Regions from separate parts of the Mus musculus genome. Here region 1 is linked to region 2. A link is a loop called in an ENCODE intact Hi-C map of the cell type or tissue named here. Cell type or tissue: gastrocnemius. All regions are shown on one strand.

Evidence for each region. Hi-C counts contacts between places; a loop is a spot of excess contacts. Peaks named below come from ENCODE experiments on the same cell type or tissue, not always from the same donor. Only the 100,000 strongest peaks of a DNase experiment are listed, where the experiment ranks them.
Region 1: it touches region 2 in a loop (4-fold over the local background); 23 of 42 quality-filtered maps call a loop at or near these places.

The regions. Positions count from the first base shown.
Region 1 is chr8:47,848,768-47,851,267 of GRCm38, reverse strand. It overlaps Wwc2 (WW, C2 and coiled-coil domain containing 2), which reads left to right. Exons shown (of 23, transcript NM_133791.5): 18 at 1,779-1,962. Among named protein-coding and RNA genes, the nearest start is that of Cldn22, 26 kb to the right of the region's middle. In gastrocnemius, a CTCF peak has its summit at 1,123 (motif pointing right); no DNase peak of the experiment used is centred here.
Region 2 is chr8:47,742,097-47,744,596 of GRCm38, reverse strand. No RefSeq gene overlaps it. Among named protein-coding and RNA genes, the nearest start is that of Gm31786, 6.8 kb to the left of the region's middle. In gastrocnemius, a CTCF peak has its summit at 994 (motif pointing left); a DNase peak (open chromatin) is centred at 977; H3K27ac peaks cover 395 bases.

The DNA of each region.
Region 1 (2,500 bases), 110 kb before region 2:
CAGGATGTTCTTAGGCAAAGTCGCTATCATCACTGCAATATTGGTCTTGGGTTTCCTCCTCTGTGTCAGCAACCCGTCCTTTAAGGATGTCAGGTCATGTGTCTGTGTGTCTGTCTGCATGCAAAGGCCATCTCCTAGGTGTCTGCTATGTTCTCTTAAAAGACATTTTAGCCAGTGCCTCCATTTTGAGTAGCTTTCATGTATAAACGAATTCAGATTAATTTTTATGAACAGTCATTATACTATTATGCAACGGTTGGACGACTTAGCATGTAAGGTCTGCACTCGTGTGTATGTATGTACACATGCAAAGATAAAACATGTTAGAAATTCAGAGTGATGAGGAATGTCACAAATGTTAGACGTGGACATTTGTAAGGAAGGGCTACAGCATGATGTCCAAAGGCACAGGGACACCGTAGATAAGGCCAGCATGGGAGAGACGTTCATAAGGTTTGTCCTAGTGTCCCTAAGCATCAAGCTTTTCTGCCAGTTCAAGGAATGCACTTCGTGGGTTTAAAAGGGGGGACTTTCAGTTCTCTGTGGTCACTATTGGTTCTCCCTTGTGTTCCCTTCATGGCTGGACACTTAATAACCAGTCTGTCAGTCTGCCAATATGTCACCCATTGTGGTTAAGGCTTGACACTTAAGTCAGTGAAAAGGATTCTTTCTAGTTTTAGAACAGGAAACTCAGCCAAGTGTGCCATGTTCCAACCTTCACAGTGGTCCTGCAGTGTCACTCTGTCAGCCAAGTGTGCCATGTTCCACCCTTCACAGTGGTCCTGCAGTGTCACTCTGTATAACCTGATCACAGATTTTTGTTTTATTTTATTTTATTTTTTACTTTTTTAAAGATTTATTTATTATTATATCTAAGTACACTGTAGCTTTCTTCAGACACACCAGAAGAGGATGTTAGATCTCATTACAGATGGTTGTGAGCCACCGTGTGGTTGCTGGTATTTGAACTCAGGACCTTCGGAAGAGCAGTTGGTGCCCTTAAACACTGAACCATCTCTCCAGCCCCTGATCACATACTTTAAAAAAATTTTTTTGATATTTTTATTTATTTTTATTTTATGTGTATGGGTGTTTTGTCTACATGTGCACCACGTGCATGCAGTTCCCTAAGAGGCCAGAAGAGGGCGTCTGATCCTCCAGACCTGGAGTTACAGAGGTCTGTGAACTGCTGCAGGAGCTGGGAGCTAAACCTGGGTCCTCTGGAAGAGCAGCCAGTGCTCTTAACCACCGAGTGAGCCGGCTCTCTGGCCATGTGGTCACGTCCTCATCACGTGTCACATTCAAGCCACGAGCATGTGAGGCCGTCAGTCACCTGATAGTTCACACAGCTCTGTGCCTGCCTGACAGTGAACAGTTAGTAACAGGCAATCCTCATGTCTTAGCTAAGAATAGTCAACTGTTTTATGACTAATTCTACAGTGAACTGAATAATATCAAGTTACTTTATAGTGACTATCATGTTTTTACATGCTGAAGTTAAAACTTGTCTGTGGTCCTTGGACATTTCTGTTGAATATCAGGAGACTTGGCTAAGTTTCATAAACTTAATATTTTTGTAGTGGTGATTTTGCTCTGGATTCCTGAAACAATCTTTTTTCTTGATCTACTTAGTTAAAGAGCTTCCTGCTGTCACAGCGTGTCTTTAGTCACATGTGTGACTCAGTTTCCCCTCAGGTAAATGGGTCACCAGCTTACTCACACAGCATGGAGCAGGCCTGCCACACTGACAGTGACTGTTTTCTTCTGTTTCACCATAGCCTAACGATGCTAAGAGAGGCCTCTGACGAACCTGCGGCTTTGAGAGAGTCTGGGGTTCCCTTGGCAGAGGGCAGCCGCTGCACAGAGGACCCGAAGCCATGCCCTAGGGGGCCTGAGACAAGCCAGTGTAGGAAGGAGCCTGCTGAAGACCCTGGTCAGCTGCCATCTGGACTTCCCACCCTGGTAAACGTTCGCTTCAGCCTGCTAAAACAAAGCCCCTGTAGACGCCACCCAAGGGGTTACTTGTTTCCTCTCCTACATCAGGATTGGGGCTCCAAAGCTGACTGAAGGCTTTCGTGGAAATATCACTACTCAGCGTCAAAAGTACTTTACAGTTTCAAATGCCAGGAAATTAATCTTTCCTTTATACTTGGCAAAAACAGCACTCGCTCCTTGATATCTCTAAATGTTCTGTGAATGCTTGTTAAAAGTATTGTCTGGGACTAGAGATGTAGCTGAACTGGTGCAATACTCACAGCACTAGGTTCAGTCCCCAGCACCATACAGATAGCCACAGTGGGCACGCCGATGTATTTCTGGCACTTAGAAGATACAGTGAGAGGACCTCAGTTTATAGGCTGTCTGACATACAAGGCCCTATCTCCAAAACAACCAATCAACCAATAACCAAAAAAAATTTTTTTTTAATTAAAACAAATATTTTCTGACCCATGTGTGGTGAATCCTGTAATCCCAACCCTCAGGAGGATGATGAGTGTCA
Region 2 (2,500 bases):
GCCTATTCAATACTCAAGATACTTGGCCAAGGTTGCCCTCAGTTAATGTGTAAATGTAGATAGAAATGTAGAACTCTGGTTCTGCTTAGAATTTAGGCTCAAGCCATGTTGTGGGTGGGGCCTCTGAAGCTGCTTTTTACAGCTACTGCAATGCTTGGTGGGAAATGTAGCTCACAGTAACCCCCCAAAAGAGTTCCGGGTTGTTCGAGGGATATGAGCGTCACAAGAACCAAGGACAGAACTCTACCATCAGATCCAGTGTGAGAGAGAAGCCACTGTAGAAAGTGGGCAAAAGCAATCTCCGGGGTTGACCACTGGGCGGTGGGGTTCAGAGATGCTGCAGTGACAGACACCAAAGCAGTGAATCGGAGTAGACAAAAGGAAAACTGGGAGTGCCACAGTTTGTTGGGAAGGGAAGGAAGACAGACCATGAGTAGTCGAAGGAGGAGGTGAGGTTAGGGAAGGAACTTGTAGATTAGTTTGGTCTTAAAGATGAGACATTGCCAAACCAGTGTTGTTCAAATGATCCCTGAGGAGGCAGTGGAGTGCACTCGGGATGCAGGGAGATGATGGGGTGTGAGAACTACACAGGAGGAAGAAACGAAAACGGAAAGGAGAGAGAAGGAGTAAATTGAAAACTATGCCACTAGCTTTTACAGGGAGGACAGCAAACTGGATGGCACATAGGCAGACCACTTGAATGAAGATGCATTCTGTCCATTCTTAATTCAAACGGTCTTCTATACTCCGATAAAAAGCGTTTTCCAAATAAAATCATCTCTTTTTCTAAGCACACTTTGTCCTTATTTATATGACAGAATAAAAAAAATTAAACAAAACATGGGCCATCCATATGAAAAGTGGAGTCTAGCGGGATCTGACTATCCAGGTATGCTTGTGCCTGCACAACCAAGGCGCCCTGGAAGAAAATGGAAAGCAACAGCCTTCCAGGCAATCCCGGTTCCTCCAGCGCCACCCAGTGGCCACAGTGGAGAATGTCAGGAGCGCGCCGCAGACCTGGAGAACGGAGCTCAAAGCCTATAAAACAAGCCTTTGTGTTGAGAAGGTGCTTTTCCTGCCAAATCAAGTCACCGTGTGTTACAAATCCTGGAAGAGCAATCCGGAGGAACAAAGCCCTGATTTTTTTTAAAGCGAGTGTGGAAACCAAACCCTACTTCCTTCCTGAAGGATTAGGGCGTATTGAGGTTGATGGAGTTGGTCATCTTGTTTCAAGGATGACCTGCTGGCATCGCTACCTGGGCCCGGAGAGAGGGAAAATATTTAAGCTCTCCGGGGAGTTTATCAAAGGTTTTTCTGTTCGGGTTACTAAACGGTTACAAAGGGCTCTCTATGGCTGTTTTGCTCTATGCCCCACCACCACCACCACCGTTCTTGCTTAAAGTTTGTTAATAACACTGAACCTGACTCTCTTGCCTGCATAGCTAAGGGCAAATGGGCTTGTGAGCCAGAATGAATGGCACCTTAGATGTCCTTGTGTGCCTCCCTGCGGCAAAACGGCTTCTCAGTACCCTAGGAGGCAGGGGGGAGGGGTTGCAAGGAAACACACTAAATTGTGCTCTATTGCCCACAGGACACATGGTGAAGCACAAATATTTTAGACCTATGGGTCTTAGCTACTTTTCTACTGCTGTGATAAAATACCATGTCCAAGGCAACTTATAAGAAAGGCTTTTTAGTTAGGCTCATGAGTCCAGAGACTTAGAGCCCATGATGGCGGAATAAAGACATAGAGGCGGGAACAGTGGAGAGAGTTCACATCTCCAAGCGACAAGCAGGAGGCAGGGGGAACACTGGGAAAGACAAGAGTCTTTTAAACCTTAAAGCTCACCCCCTGCACCACGCTAAACTTCCTGCAACAAAGCCACACCTCCTAATCTTTCCCAAACAGCCACCAGTTGGAGATCAAGTATTCACACATAGGAACCTACAGAGGCCATTCGTATTCAAATCTCAACAGTGTGCGTGAGTGTTTGGCCCGCACGTATGTATATGTACCATGTACATGTCTGATGCCAAGAGAGGCAATGGATACCCTGTAGCTAAAGCCACCATGTGGTGCTATGCAAGAACAACAGGTGCTCTTAAAACACTGAGCCATCTCTCTAGTCCCAGATGATCGTGTTTCTAATGAGATACTATATATTTGGTGGTGATGAATTTTACCTTACGATACAGAGTGTTTTTTAAAATGCCATACTGTGAATTGTATATTAAATCAACATGCCTGTGTGGTAAGAAACTGAAGCCATTCTGTTTGAGGGTCTCCTGCCTGACTCGGGGGGGTTGCGGTTCTATTTATCTAAGAGCCAACACGGAGCCTTTAACCCGAGCCCATCAGTTGCTGCCCAGATCCATGCCTGCTCCAGACAGTCTGATCCCTAAGGACAGTCTGTTCCCCTGAGTGTGAGACCCTGTCTCATGGGGAGACCCTTGCAGCCTTTCTCCACCCCTAGGGGGCTTGGTGGCCTCAGTGGGACAG